Regions from separate parts of the Mus musculus genome. Here region 2 is linked to region 1. The links are chromatin loops, found by intact Hi-C in ENCODE. Cell type or tissue: heart. All regions are shown on one strand.

Region 1 (8,000 bases):
TAGACAGAGACTCTGAGGGAGGTCTAAGGAGGGACACGTGTGACTAAGTCTACTGAGGGTCAGTGTTTGGGCAGCAGACTAGAACAGGTGTGGGGTGACCAACCTAGAAGCCAGTGCAGGTGACAAGAAAGTAGGTGTCCAGGGTACCAGATCTCAGAGCACCCACCCTTCCACTACAGGAAACGAAGAAGAGAGAGCCAGCAACTCTGCAGTGGGACTGGTGGGTGTGAAGGGCTCCTGCTGAGATCTGGACAGGGGCTCTGCACCTGCTGGTGGTGACGAATGCGGCAGAGGAGAGGGTGGCCACGTGTCTACAACCGCCCAGTCCTCAGAGACCTAGAGAGACAGAACTCAGAAAATAGGGGAGGCCAAAGCAAACAGAGTGCATCAGGGCACGAGGGCCAAGTCGCACAGACAAGGATGAAAAGCTGGACAGGTGCAGCCACCAGCAGTAAGGTGGGACAGAAGGGGCCTAGGGGTCATCAGATGCTCCAGTCGAGGCTACCAAGGATGTGGGGGACAAATGGAGGGAAAGAGGCAGCCAGAGCCAGGCAAGGTGCTAGGGTGGGAAACGGAATGAAGGGTAGATCCCAAAGAGCACAAAGTGGGCACAAGACCTGTGGTAGTACTGGGCTAACTGCACTTTCTGATAAGGCACTCAGGTAGATTTATAATGGCAGAAGGAGCCACAGGACGAAGGGGGTGAGGGTGTCTGCAAGCAGGGAGGGCTTCTGACCTGAGGAAGAGTGAGAAGCCAAAAGGCCCAGAAGGAACAGGAGATAGCAGCAGCAAGGCCAGCAGCGGCCGATCTCACAGCCCCACACTCTGCTCTCTTGTAACTATCCAGCCTAGATCCAACATGGACGATGCCAGGCTCAAGGCTCCTTCTATCCCTCAGTCCTGAGCAAGTATGCAACAAGGAAGAACTGGATAAACATGCCCCATACATAGCCCTACACACAGATGTATCTAGAAACACTCCCAGAAAGGATGAAATCTCACAGGCACCTCAGAGTTCACCGCAAGTAGCTCCGCCCTCTGCACAGGGACATGTGACATCTGCAGACCCCACCCTGCAGCAGGAACTCTCACTTCTCTGGGAACACCTGGGGCCGGGCCCTAACTTCTGCAGCACCCAGTCATTCAGCTACTACCACCATCACCCTAGAAGGCCTGCAGCAATGCCCCACACCCACTGTGCACTGAGTTCAAGCAGCCAAAGGCCTCTGGACAAACTCCAGCGCCGGGTTGTAAAGGCACAGGATGCTGCTGCTAAACCAGACTCGGACACTAGGGGGAGTTTTGAGGCTCTCTCTGCCAGATTCCATTCAGATTACTGGAATTTTTCTACTTCTTCCAACACACTTTCACACATGGACAATCTGCTAAAATGCTCCGTTGCAAAAAATTTAGGTTCAGGAACACCCAAGAATGAAATCACTGAGAACGGCAGTTGCCTTAGCTGTTAGTCCAATGGAATATCAGTAACTAAAGGACTTTTCTGAGTAAAAGGATGTGTGTGTGTGTGTGTATTCGTTCTAAGACAAGAGTCTTGCTGTGTAGACCTGCCTGGGATTGAATCTACAGTATTCAAGTTTCCTGCTTCCGCTTACCGAATTCTGAGACTGCAGGTTTGAGCCTCATGCTTGGCTTCTTCATTTTCTTTAAAAAAAAAAAAAAAAAACCAAAAACCAAAAAACAAAAAAAACAAAAACTTTTCTAAAAAGCAAATACCCATATATTTTGATTTGAGAGTCCTAATCTTCTCAGGTGACTAGTGCTCTCATGTGCGCGCATACACACACACACACACACACACACACACAGCCTTAGAAAACAACTTGCTGAGTTACTGCTATGACAACCGAGCTTAATATCTAAAGCAGAAATTCTTAAAGAGTATCCAGCGGCATGTGCCCCATGAAGCTCTGTGTAAAGCAGTTTCCCTGGAGACAAGCCTAGAAGCTAGACCCACGGTCCACCCAACATACAGCTACACAAAGGTGTCAAAGGCCCTGAGATGGCCTTGCAGAAGAAACCTTGAAAACCTTGCTAAACGACGATGTCTCAGGTTACTTCACCGTGTAACAGTCCACTTCTCTCACTGACTGCAGAACTCACTTCAAACAGTGAGCTGCTCAGCCCTTCACCAGATGGGCCACACGCATTCACATGTGTTAAACGAGTCAAGAGTTTGTAAAAACATTTGGAGATTTTTTTTTACATTAAGAAGCCGAGTCCTGCAGGCCATGGTGGCTCCCGCCTTTAATCCCAGCACTTGGGAGGCAGAAGCAGGCGCATCTCTGTGAGTCAGAGGGCAGCCTGGTCCACAGTGCAAGTTCCAAGGCAGTCAGAGCTACATAGTGAGGTTCTGTCTCAAGAAAAGGAGGGGGAGGGGGGGAGGAGGAAGAGGAAGAGGAGGAGGAGGAGGAAGAAGAGGAGGAAGGGGAAGAGGAGGAGAGGAGGAGGAAGAGGAGGAGGTGGAGGAAGAGGAGGAGGTGGAGGAAGAAAAGTAGAAGCCTTTCTGGAGCCATGGACTCTCTCTAGCTGCATGGATTTCCTCCTCCTGCTGGGCACTTCCTGGCTGCCCACCCTGGCATCCCATAACACTAAACGCAACCAGCCCCATTTATTTCCAGGGGCAGAAGGACCTTTGTGAAAGCATTCTCACTGGGTTCCTGCTTCCAGCTCCGGCTCATCCCTGGTGGTGGAGACCAGTAGGATGACACTGCCAGGCCAGGCTGCTCCTCACTGGGGTGGGCATAGCCAAGGATGGGGGGGTGGGGGCTCTATTGTTCTAGATAAGCCTTACAAGCAGGAGGTGCCCCCAGGGCTCCTTCTAGGGTGCTCACTGAACACATGACTTGCCCTAAGCAAGTCTTTGCAGATCTACCCTTGCCCCTGAGACTCACACAAGCCTTGTTTACTGAGAAGGGGTCAGAAAAGACCAAAGAGACCTACCTAGGCCCCGCCCCCACAAAATCCTTGCCTTTGGACTCTGACCTGCCCGCAGAAAGCAAGCTGCAAGCCCCTCCCCTGGAATCCCATTGTTGCCCTGGCTAAGTTGGCTCTCTGCCCGGGCCCCCAAGCATGAAGCCCCACAAGCCACATTCTTTCATTTTTCTTTTTAAAATCAAATGCTAAGGAAAACGGTTGCAGTGGGACAGCCGTAACAGCGCAATCTAGACATTTCCATTTGGTTCTGGCTGCAGGTCTGGGTCCCGGGTCCTGTCTAAACTCCTGCGGTCAAGTCGGTTCTGTCATGTTGTGGGCCACCCCAAGCCCTTCCTGGAAGAAACCTGGACTTCTGCGGAGTAAGAATCACCCGAGCAAGAGTCCTTCACACTGTTTGACGGGTCCTATACTTTGCAGATGAACAGGACTTATTCTAAGAGCGACAACCAAGCCTTCCTTTCTCCCTTCCTTTATGAGTTCAGAGGTTCACATAGGGCATTCCTGAAACTTTCAGTTCTCAGGTCTTTAGGCGATTACTACAGGCAGGAAGGGTGTTAGGGTTGGGCAAGTTTGGGAAGTGAAATAAAGGGATGTGCCCCTTGACCAGAAGGGCTCCTTTCGGCGCGGCAAGGGTTAAGTCAGACGGCTCTGGCCACAGCCTAGGGAGGCCGGACCTCGGGCAGCCGCTGGTGTCCCGAGCGTTCAGCTCTGGGCCCTCTCCAAGCCGGCTACATTCCAGAAGCAGCTCCGCTCGCAGGTTCCGCTGCGACTTTGGAAAAGTCTGAGTCAGGCCCCCTTAGTCCAAGTCTGTGACAGAGGCGGATGAGGAGAATGAATGGCCCGCCCCCTCCGGGCGGTAAAGCCGCACAGGCGTCGCAGGCGCTGGCCCGGTTGTCCCCGTCGGGAACCGGTCTGCTACTGCCGTGCTCCTCGGACCCCTCAGCCCTGTGCCTCGGTGGACTTGATGGACCTGCCGCTCATGCCCACCGACTGCCCCGGATCCCCACTCTGCGCTGTTCCGCGCGTACCCTTGGCTCTCTCCCCGCGTCCCGGAGTTAGGGGGAGGCCCCGGCGAGAGTTAGAGCCCGGGAGCTGCGGCAAAGCCGGGCAGGTGCGGGCAGCAGCAGGACGTGGGGACCCGGGCGGGGGTTGTGCCTGCGGCTGCAGCGCGGCGCACGTGCGCGCCCGGAGTTACCTTTGGGCGCTCGCAGGTGTCCTCTCCAGTCCTTGCAGCAACACAGCCCCATGGCACCGCCGCTCCCGGGCCGCTCGCCTCCGCTCCCCGCCCCCGCCGACACCCCTGGAGCGGCGCGGCTGGCGCGCACTAGCCCGCTGGGCTCGTGGAGCGCACCGGGACTCCGTTCCCTCCCTGGTCCTCGCGAACGCGCAGATCACGCCGCGCGCCGCTTTTATGCTCGGCCGGGACGGCGCCCTCCCCACGGCCCGTTACTCTCCTCCGGCGCCGAGCCCAGCGCACCCAGCGGCCGCCAGGGGGCGCTGAGTCAATCACTACATTCTTCCTAGTCCGCTTCAGAGCCCACCAAGGGCGGCGCGACCACCGAAGCCAGATCGCTGGGCGCAAGAGGATGAAGTGTCCTTGCGCGACAAGGATGGCTCCTCCCCCTCCAGCATCCTTTAAACAGTCACCTCAGCCTTCTGCTAGACGGAAAGGGGGTGTGGTCTAAAGCCACCTGGCTCTTTTTCTCAGCCCACCTGAACTGTGTCACAAGAAAAAAAAAGTTTGCACTGGGTAGATGGTTGATCCTACTGGGACTGTTTCTCCCTGTGAAAGATCACTTGGCTCAATGTAAAAGTTGCACACAAATACACACACACAGAGAGAGAGAGAGAGAGAGAGAGAGAGAGAGAGAGAGAGAGAGAGAGAGAGGGAGAGGGAGAGGGAGAGGGAGAGGGAGAGGGAGAGGGAGAGAGAGAGAGAGAGAGAATAAATATATTTTTCCCTATTAAAAATACTAATACCCTGGGACCCAGCAACTCCATTCCCTAGTTTGTGCCCCACAAGAATTCTTGTCCACATGGCTAGGGAAACTATGTATAGGGGCCATTCATTGCAGCCTTGCTGGCAACTGTTTAACACTAGAGCCAGCAAAATGTTTCTCAGTAAAGGAATTTTCTAATGCATGGTGATAAAGTGGAGCATGGTAGTTGGGGTGGATCTACTGAGAGGGGCTTGATGTGCCCAGGTAAAACACCACCAGGTGTTCTAGACACTTGGGAGGTGGAAATCCAGGCTTGCTTCTTTTTGGGATGGGGGGGGGGGGGTGAAAAAAGGGGTGGATTTTAAGAGGCTTGTTTCCTACCAGGAAGGTGTATTCATGTGCTGTGTAACACGCAAGTGAGACTAATCATATTCTCTCATGTGTTTGCTTGGCACAGGTTCATTATGTTTTCTGCTTACTTTTGTGTGGTGTTGGGGATGGACTCATAAGCCCAGCCCCCAACCCCCTGCCAAGAGTGCTCAGTTGTTGTTTCTTCTTGCAGACCCCACTAGCATCTGCCACTGCCTGGCTCTGATGCAGGGCTGTGGCCTTAGGCTAGCCTGGGACCTCTCCTTTCATCTCCCAGCACAGAGTTGTTCAGGGAGGGTTGTGTGGTACAGTGTGCTGGGAGACCAAAGCTGTCCAGTGTGGGCAGAAGAGCTAAGCAGACAGGGAGGATTGCTGACTGGGGCAAGCCAGGAAAAGGTTTTCCCAAGTCTTCATTCAAAAGGGAGATTAACAGCAGCAGGCAGATCTCTGCCTCCCTCTCTTTGACTCCCTAGAAAACCTGGATGGGGCTTTGGGAGAGTCTCAGGGTGTCCGCAGCAGATCCAGAAAGAATGTTTTTACTCAGAACTTGGAAGGAGCTTACAAAGAGAGCACCAGAGAAAAGCCAGCCAGCCCTGACTTCTTGTTGCTGCCAAGTCACTTATACAGTTAGCACTAGGCAAGATCACTTCGTCACAGACAGCTTAATGAGGCCCCAGGAATTCCAGGCTGGAGCTCCCAGCATTCAGGGAGAGCATCCGAGGGGGAGCAAGCCCCTGGGGGAGTTGTTCAACAGCCAAGTCCTACATTTGGGAAGCAGGATTTAAAAGAAAACATCATAGTGGCCATTGGAGGTCTCTTGTTTATCTTTCTAAGAGGAAGTGGCAAAGCCGCATCGTTCGAATGAGCCTATAACTGAGAGTCGGCGTCCCAGTTGAACCGTTCAAATATATTTTGGGACACTCTACTTTTCAAAGTGGTTTTAAATACTAGCTCCTAGGCAGTTGGGCAGACAAATAGGAAGTCAGGAGCTTCTATCATTTCTGCCTTTGGTTTCAAACCCTTTAATTCCTGGTTATATATTGTGGTTTTTATAGTTTTCCTGTTGTATGATATCCTTGAGTGAAAAGGAAAATAGCATTCAGTAGATACTTCCTACTATGTGCAATTCACAGATGTTAATATTTGTTAACTATAAAACAACCCCACTAGGCACCTGCTATAGTATTCCATTTACAGAAGAAAAAAGAATTGAAATTTGAGAAGGTGAAGAGACTTGCAGACTTGCTTATAGTCAGGGAGTTGAGAAAGAGGTGACCAGCCAAGCAGGTGGATGAATGGATGTGTGAAAAGGTTGGTGGAGGAAGAGTAATGGATGGATTAGTGGGTTAATGGTCAGATAGGTGTGTGGATAGGTGGGGGTAGATTAACGGATAAGCAGATGGACATGCAGATAGGTGAATTAATGGATAGCTGATTGAATAGATGAGTGAGAGGGTGGCTGGATGGATGGAAAAATAATTGAATAGAAGGTTGGGTGGGTAGAGCCTGACTATTGGCTAGAAGAATAAGTGGGGAGGTAAATGGATGAATTAATAGGTGGATGGATGGCTAAAGGGATGTGAATGGAAGTGAACAGATGAATGTATGTTGGTCAATGGTTAGTTAAAAAGATGGACGGATGGACAGATGGATGGGTGGATGGTATTTCCTAAATTTGGCCCAGGGTCTTAGGCTACAATGGAAAAATATTATATACTAAGCACAGAATTTGGTTTAAAATACAGTTTCCTAAACATAGCTTTGCACCCCAAATTGTGTGTGATCCTAAACTCTCTGGAAATGAGCCAGTATCAGGACCATTTAAATTGGTAGGGCTCTAGACTCAATCCTCTCTGGGCTGGGGGTGCGGAGGGGGCCCCCATACACGCCACAGGGCACAGGCACCCCAGCTAGGATTGTGGGGGGTACACTATGATTACCCTTCCCTCCTTCTCCTTTCTTCATGTACCAACAGTGGGCCAATGTAGCCAAACTCTGATAAATATGCCCATGAGCTGAGCTCCAGGAGTACCAGGATGTGGGCTAAAGGTATAAGAGATCTTATTCTGCCAAGAGCAGACAAAGACTGTGTGATGGTTTGAATATGCTTGGCCCAGGGAGTGGCACTATTAGGAGGTGTGGCCTTGTTAGATGGAGTGTGTCACTGTGAGCATGGCCTTTAAGATCCTCGTCCTAGCTGCCTGGAAGCCAGTCTTCTCCTGTTTGCCTTCGGAACAAGATGTAGAACTCCCAGATCCTCCTGCATCATTCCTGTCCAGGTGCTGCCGTGTTCCCACCTTGATGATAATAGACTGAACCTGTGAGCCAGTGCCAATTAAATGTCGTGATTTATAAGAGTTGTCTTGGTCATGGTGTCTCTTCATGGAAGAAACCCTAACTAAGATAGACAGCTCTATAGACGAAGAGAATAGACCCTGGGGATACTGGAGTGATCCTGAAGTGGGTAGAGGATTCTTCCTGAAGAAGCTTTAGTCTGCCTTGGGGTGGGGAGCCATAGCAGGGTATCCAGGTATGAGTGTAATGTGACCTGTGTCTCCCACAGCTTAGCCTGGTGCTGGAGTCGAGCCAGGGGAGATCAGGGCAGGGAGAATTGGGGAAGCAATAGTATAAAGCAGGTAAGTGGTGCAGGGGCCCAGATACAGCAGCTCAGAAAGGCATAGATAGCATCAAAGAAGGACAGTGTGCTGACTGGGTGGCCCCTGGGTCTCAAGTCTA
Region 2 (8,000 bases), 52 kb before region 1:
GAGGCCTGTGACATCTGCTTATCGTGGCCCCATAGCATTTCCAATCACTTTGAACAGAAGGAAAGGAAAAGCTTCCTAGTAACGTGCATGAGAATGCCCAAGTTCCCTGGACAGGTACTTGTGAAAACTGGCCAAGAAGTGGAAAGAGCCATGCAGATGAGAGTGGACCAAAAGGGAGAAGCCGAAGTGCATGGTTCCCTGGCAAAACCAAATCTTGGCGAGGTAGGCACATGGAATGTGCTGTGCTTCTGCGTTGCCAAGCATGGGGACCTCCTAGTTGTGTGCTGCTTGTGTGTATGCTTATGTAAATAAGTGTAACCTGGAAAGAAATGGAAGTTGCATGGTAGAGAAATGCTGACACTAAAGGAAGGCATTTTGTGTGCTCCAGAATGACTATGCTAAACCTGAGCTGCCTTCTCCATACCCCACCGTCCCAAACTGCACCTGGTCGGTAAGAATCCCTTGAGAGATGTGCCTCATGATCAACTTCCAAAGACCAATTCTTTGTTTTACATTTTCATTAAGGATTGCAGTGTGTTGTGCTACTTTCTTGTGTCTTTCCCACCAGGCCCTCTTGAATTCTGTTCTATCCTGAATGTGCTATGCACACCCTCACTTGCCCAGAGGCAATTGTTCTCCTTTGTAAGCCTCTGATTATTGCTTCTTACAGAGATCTGTCCTCCAGAAATGGCATAGCCTTTGCCATCTTTAAATCACAGCAGCTGTAACCCAAGACCCTAAGAAAGGGAGTGACTAACATTCTCTGGTGGAGAACAGTTGGTTGGGACTGATCCATGGGGTAGCTGCCTCTTAATTAATTGCCTCAGTTAAAAACATTGAGATCTGGACTTGGGTGAGGTTAAATCTTTGATCTGGGAGTGCCCTATCTGGGATAAATGGGTGTCCATATCTCCCCAGGAAGTCATATAATATGATTATATAATTCTTGCTAACTTAAAACAAAAAAACAAAAACAAAACAAAACAAAAAACAGTCAAGGCTGGAGAAAAAGAAAAAAAAAGCCAAAAAGAAAGAAAAAAAGGGGACCTCTTTCTCTTCTGTTCCCTGTTTCTCTCTCATGTCTTTCACTCTCCCCCTTCACCAATAGACCTCTTGGCCTAGGGAAAAAAAAGGAGAAAAGGAAGGAAGGAAGAAAAGAAAGAAAGAAAGAAAGAAAGAAAGAAAGAAAGAAAGAAAGAAAGAAAGAAAAAGAAAAGAAAGAGAAAGAAGGGGAGAGGAGAAGAGAAAAGAGAAGAGAGAAAAGGAGGGGGCTGGCGAGATGGCTCACAACCACCCATAATGAGATCTGATGCCCTCTTGGTGCATCTGAAGACGGGTACAGTGTAGTTAGATATAATAATAAATAAATCTTTAAAAAAAAAAAGAAAGAGGGTGTGGGGGGTATGAAAGGACAGCGTTCAGAGGTTAGTTCTCACCTGTTTGCTGAAACACAATCTCTGTTTCTGTACCTGTACTGGATGCTCAAGGCTAGCTGACTTGAGGCTTCAGGCCCTGTCTCTACCTCCCATCTCTGTAGGGTGTTTGGGTCACAGATGCTAGCCATCAGTCTGTCTGTTTTGCCCTCATGCTTGCTCACTTCATTCTCACTTCTGCACAGGTAATGAAGGAGGCACCATGTTCATGTGTTAGTTGATGACAGCCTGTTCTCTGTTGATAGAGCACATATACCCTGCCCCATAATACCCTGGGAAGGGAGAACCTGGTGTAGACACTTAGCATGCAAATGTTGTTTAAGCCCATGACTAGGACTTTTGACCGTGCAGTGTTTATATTTCTCAACATGTTGCACAAGTCACTGCATACAGTATAAGATTACTGCAATAATGGGAATGTAAAATGCCCAAAATTGGACCTGGTCTCTAGTCTTGGTAAATGGCCTGCCCTCTCCCTGGCTCTCTTTTCTCATAAAACAAGGAGGCATAGGTCACTGTAAAGGCTCATTGTCCACACAGGTGGAGCAGTATGTAAGGCACCTTTGGCAAATAGTTGTCTCTTAACTCTCAGCTAGAGGTTCAATCTGTAGAAGTCATAACAGTTCGGCTAGCTACAGTCACACTCTAATGTTCAAACAGCAGCCAGGACTTAGGTAAATACACACTCAGAAGAATATGATATGCAGCAAATGCTACTTCTCTTTCCTAGGCTGTGCTGGAAAGAGCTTCAGCACTCACCCTCACAGTGCAGCAGAGCCAAGACTAGGCATTCCCAAGCCCCACATCACATCACATGGATCCTACCCCTTGTTTCCAGCACTGGACCAAGAGACACCAGAAACTAAATGGGGAGTGGGATGGTGGCTGGGGGCAGTTTGTAGCCCCCACTGACCTGGACTGGGGCCAGCCTTGAGAACTCACCCCTTGGGTGAGGACAGGGTTGTGATTTACAACTTGAGGATTGGCAAGACTGGGCTATGATCTTTCAAATCTGACTCCAAAATGAAATTCCCAATTGTCTGAAGACAGGTGTCAGATGCCACCACAGCCATCTCAGCTGCCAGTCAGTAGACCCTGCTCTGGATGGGCTTGAGAAGGTACTGTGGTCAAGTACTTCCTCTTCACAGAATGCTAAGGTGCCTCCCTCCTTTCCCAGGACCCCAGAGGCAGCAGAGTGCATTCATCCTGCTTGTCCTCAGGCCAGCTTCTCCATTCCTCTAGCCTTTGCTGACACCCATACAGTCTGTCAAAGGTCCACCTCCACCGTTCTCATGTCAGCAGTATGCCACCAGACCCTGTTAATTGCTCTCTTTAAATAGACCTGCTGGGAAGTAGGAGGGATGCTGTTGGGCTGACCTACTCAGCTACCATCCAGGTCCAGCACTTATGAATTCACCCACCCCAACATCTACTTTATCTATGAACTGCTGGAGCCTGTGAAGGAGCCAGTCCTGCAGAACCAAAGCTGCAGGACTCCACGACTCAGCAGAATATCCAAGAGGCTGTGAGGGTTCAATATTGCTGGTGTAGCAGAAGCCAGAGGCTTTGAACTAGACTAATGGCTCATGGCAATGAACATTAGCAAGTAGAGCTCTTTGGGCAAAAGGATGCACTGTGTGATACACAACTTGCAATGCCATGAATGAATATGGGAAGTATGGGAAAAACGAGCAAATAGTGCATGTAACAGAAAACTGCTTGATAGGGTCATATTTTTTGTTGTTTTGCTTTTCTTCTCTAACCTTTAAATTTTTTATTTTCTTTTGGAGAGATTATAAGGATGGATATGGAAGGACTGGGAAGTGAGTGGAATTGGGGTACATGATTTGAAATTCCCAAAGACTTGATAAAATGTTAAAACCCATCCACATAAGGATGTAAATGGATGTGCCAGCATTCTCCCCTTGGTTTCCTCCCCGTCAACCTTCGGCCAGCCTTCCAGCATCCAGTGTCCTTGACTACTATACCTGCATCCACTTATGCCCACTCTATGCAGTGGCCAAAAATGCAGAACTTGTATAATTCAAGCCTGCTCATGTCAGTGGAATGAAAGCTTGCCTGCTTGCTCCCCCCATCTGAGCCCATCAGGTCTGCCCATCACCAACTACAGTCCTTTCCATCTGCCTTGGTCAGCTTTGCATCACTATAGTGAAATACTCTAGATAATTACAGAGAAAATATTTAGGCTTATAGGAAAAAGGTTCAGCCATGATTGGTTAACTAGGATGCTTCAGGCCTGTGACAAGGTAGCATAGTAGGGGACATGGTAAAACCAACTCCATGGGCCATGAAGCAAAGAAAGGAGAAAGGACCAGAGTCTTCAAGTCCCCTTCGAGGGTACACGGCAAAGGACCTCAGGAACTCTTGTACAGACTTTTCCTTTCTATTGAAACATTGGCCTGGAAAGGAGGGGTTTGGTGTTCAGTCTTGGCTGGCCTAGGACTTGCTGGTTCTGCCTCATGCGTGGGAGGATTAAAGGTGTGTGTCCCACACCTTGTGAGAAGACTCTTAACCCTTAAGAGGCTGGGGAGGCCGAGGGCGGAGTCTCAGGCCATACCGCACATTTATATAAGTAGCAAACGCTTAAGGAGACTGGCAGAACTAGCAACTCGCAGGGAGCTCCTGGCCCATGCTAGGTGGGCCTTTCCAGATACCACGGACATTGTTACCCATCCTCCTGAAGTAACCCCAAGGAACTTACTAAGCTAGACTAGAGTTTATGTCTTCCTCAAGAAAGTCCTTCCCTAAGGCCTCACCTCTTAAACAGTGAGCAATCTGTCCAACCCCCCAAAACAAATTTTAAAACATGTCTCAAAGTAGCCTGTGGCCAGAATCTTAAATTATTTTCACCAGTTCATACCTCTTTATAATTAAAGTCTCATTCCCCATCTGTTCATAGTCACAATTCATTGTTTGACTTAAGAGAGGTCATTCATTCTAGTATGATTATGGCTGGAACCTTTAGGCTTGGAAGAGAAGGAAAGGTTGAGAGGTTCCCGGCAGAGCACCCACTGTGGATGAGCCTCATGGTCAGTGCCTCTCATCAGAAGTCAGATGTCTAGGCAGGAGAGTGCATTGCACAGTGGGAGAAGAGACCGGAGATTCATCCTTAAGAAAAGTTGTACATGCCTACATCCCTGTTTGCCAGCAGGTGGCAGAGTTGGCTAGCAAACTCTTCCCTGTAGGAGGCAGGCAGGCAGGCAGGCAGGCAGCTAGCCTTTACCATGGCCAGACTTTTCCTACTGTGAAGCCCTCCTGAGACTTCGGTCCTGGAAGCTCTTTTGATGAGCTGGTGGCTTTTTTTTTTTTTTTTTTTTTTTTTTTTTTTTTTTTGCTTCAAATCAACTCAGCAGAGTTCTACACCTGTGCTGAGGGAACAAAACAGGGTTGTATGAATAAATTGGTGGCCCCACCTAACCGCTCAGGGCTGTTTCCCCTGTCACAGAGGATATAAGGAGTAATCTTTAAATTGTCCTGTGAGAGGTTCTGAGAAATCAGTCACTTTAGCTTGTCCTCTCTGAATACGGGGGAGGAAGGAACGGGCTGCAGCAGTGCCCTATAACATACACTGATATCTCTGCTGCCCTCTTGGGACTCCCAGGGACACCCTGACCCTGGCCTCTGACGCTGGGAGGGTCCTTGGGAGGAATCCTAGTTGTGGAAATCTCCAGTCCTCTTCCAAAGAACAGTCAGAGGTCAGGTGTCAGTTGGCCTTACCACTGAGAGTGAGGGTAGGGGCAGCTGGCCTTGAGTTTCATGGGGGCAGGGGTGTGTGTGGAGGGGTGGAGCCAGTGCTAATAGCACTGTAACCCTGGCCATTCTGCTGCCTGGGTGTTGTCAGTCAGGTAGGTGGGCATTAGGGGCTTAATGCCTTTAAGGCATAGTGACCTGTAACTGGGATACATTGAAGACCTCTTAACCACCACCACCCCTACATACACACACAGACAGACAGAGACCATAGGTCACTGTTTAAGGGGGAAAGGAGAGGCCAGGCCTCTTACAGCTGGGCCTGTATAATGGCCAATCTTCACTGTCAGTTTGACTGGGTTTACATCCATAGAAGAGACACTGAGACACCTCTGGGTCTGTCTAGGACATTTCCAGAGGAAGATCCATAGTCTAGTGGATGCAGTGAGACCAGCTGTCTCAGATTCCTATTGCTCCAGCTAGGTTAGCTCTCATGCCGCAGCAGCTGAAGGCCTTCCTAAAACGTTTCTGTCGGGTATTTTATCAGAGCAACCAGAATATGCCCGGGCTTCCTGGAGCCTGGAGCCTGGAGAGTGGGGCAGGGGTCACTCAAGGTCTGAAGCTGTCTCAAGGAGTTACGGTAGACATGGAAGTACGGGACGACTCCTCCCAGACCTGCAAAGTGGGCAGGCTCTAGAGGACCAATCAGCTCTGGCCTTCTGTAAGCCCAGCCCTCTGGAGCAGAGCTGAGCCCCTGCAGAGGAAAGCAGGTTGCAGAGGACCCTGCAGGGTAAGAAGTAGCCACAGAGGCTCTGAGATGGGAGAGTTGAAGAAGCTTCTGAGGTGGCTCCCCCCCACAGTAGTGCTGAGACCCTCGGGGAGCTCCACCCACACCCGGGGATGATCAGCCTTCCAAGAAACTTATCACCTGGTAAACTCCCCTCGGCACAGACATGAAGAATGAGGCTGGTGACAGGCGCCATGCTTTCAGAGCACTTTAATAAAGTTCTTGGTGGCCTGGCTCTCAAGGTGCCATCCTTTTGGGTGGCCACTGAGGACTCTTCCTGGATGAGAGGCGGATGCTCATGATCCTGGGGCACCATCCCCTCTGACCCCTGCTGGGACCCGTATGTTTGGAAAAGTATCCAGATCCTGCCTGGACTCTTGGGGATACTGACAGTCCCCATCCTGGTGTCAGGCTCCCTCTCTCTGGCACTTGGAGGCAGATGGCCCTGCTGGTGGCCTGGCCCAAACTTGAAGCTTCTGGCTTCCTCTGCACTGTGGCCAGCCCTGCAGGAAACGTGAGCAGACATAGACAGACGCGTGCCTCTGCTCCTTTCACTCCGGGGCTCTGGACCCCTTGGTCCCTGTAGTCAAGCTCCCCAGGGTGGAGAAGAACTCCTCCATCTCCCTCTGCAGCAGCTGGTTCCTGCGCTCCGCATCCTCCCGGGCTCGCTCCGAGTTCCGGAGCTTGATCTCCAGCATGGCATACTTCTTCCTCTCCTGGTCCAGCTCCTCTTCCAACCGAGACATCTGCTTCCGCAGGTCAGCACTGCCCTCCTCGATGCTTAAAAATCAAGAAGAGGGGGATTTTCAGACTCCAGCTACTGGGTGGGGTACTGTCACAGCAGGAAGAGACCGGGTCAGGGACATGGAGAGGTGGCTGTAGGTAGGGATCTCACAGTCTTGCTCAGTGCTGCAAGCCAATGGGGGCTCCCTACAGGGAGGCTGCCTTCCTTGGGTTTATGACCCAGAAATGCCACCATAAGGATTCCTGCCCAGCACTGGGACTAGCAGTATCCCTGAGCCCTTGCTAGATGTCGCCTTTTGTCACTCTACTCCTGTCAACTGTCCTGGTGAGGGGAGGAAAAAAAAATCACCTTTCACTAGCAAGAGGGGCAGAGGTCCCTGACTCATGTTTTTATACTCTTACCCATATCTCCTGCTGCTTTCTATATAGTGCTCAGAGGAAGGTAACCTCCCTTCACCATAGCAGTGAGCATACTACCAGAAAGGGGACCTCGTGGAGGATGGCACTGAGGTCTCGCTTGCTTCTCTTCTGTCCCCAACCCTTCCATGGTATCCTCTCCTTGCTTGGGCCTCCCCTCTCTGTCTGTCCTATGTGAGAGTGACTTTGTCCAGTCTCTTGATGCTAAGCCCTCCTAGTAAGCTCCTGGCCTGGCCACGAGCATCTCTAACTGAACAGTCCGATGTGGAGCTCCTGAGAGCTTCCTCAAGCCGTGCTCTGTCCCGCCTCCTTCTCCTCTCCAATGAGTATCTGCTTCTAGCTCTTCCCCTACAGCAAGCACTAAGACTTTTATGCCAGGTGAGCTCTTCTCAGTTCATCAGAGAGCAAGGCCCGCCCAATCCACCTTCAGAACATGTGCCAATTTCTGTTTCTCCCACCTCTGCTGTTGCCCCCGTGGCCCATGCCATCCCACGAGCCTGGACTCCTATCGCTTCCTAATTGGTGCCTACTAAACCTCCAGTAAGCTTTCCAATAGAGAGCCAAAGCCCTTGAAACGCTCCATCTGTTTCTCCACACTCACTGTCCCCTGAAGAAGACCAAGAAGTATCCAGGCCTGAAGCCCCTGCCTTACTACCCTGCTCAAGGCTAGCAGAGCTCCAAGGCATGCTCTCCTACCCCCCCCCCCCCCACACACACACACCTCAGGCCTTCCTATCCTCTCCCGAGAAGGCCCCCTTCCCTCCCCAGGGCTCCTGTCCTGTATCCACTCCCCAGCACGTCATGCATTTCTGATGAATCTTGTGTATTGTCTCATCCTGGTAATCCCAAATACAAGTCAGGCCCAGAATTCTGGTGAGTTTGGGACACAGCTCTGTCCCCGGTATCTA

Evidence for each region. Peaks named below come from ENCODE experiments on the same cell type or tissue, not always from the same donor. Only the 100,000 strongest peaks of a DNase experiment are listed, where the experiment ranks them.
Region 2: it touches region 1 in a loop (5-fold over the local background); 18 of 42 quality-filtered maps call a loop at or near these places.

Annotation. Positions count from the first base shown.
Region 1 is chr14:33,316,083-33,324,082 of GRCm38, reverse strand. All of the region lies in intron 4 of Arhgap22 (Rho GTPase activating protein 22), which reads right to left. Among named protein-coding and RNA genes, the nearest start is that of Gm41130, 88 kb to the right of the region's middle. In heart, CTCF peaks have their summits at 1,289 (motif pointing right) and 4,446 (motif pointing right); DNase peaks (open chromatin) are centred at 1,182, 3,862 and 4,332; H3K4me3 peaks cover 2,035 bases; H3K27ac peaks cover 1,975 bases; H3K27me3 peaks cover 4,636 bases.
Region 2 is chr14:33,368,061-33,376,060 of GRCm38, reverse strand. It overlaps Arhgap22 (Rho GTPase activating protein 22), which reads right to left. Exons shown (of 11, transcript NM_153800.4): 11 at 6,125-6,711. The coding sequence ends at 6,483. Among named protein-coding and RNA genes, the nearest start is that of Mapk8, 75 kb to the left of the region's middle. In heart, a CTCF peak has its summit at 4,593 (motif pointing right); DNase peaks (open chromatin) are centred at 4,620 and 5,824; H3K4me3 peaks cover 579 bases.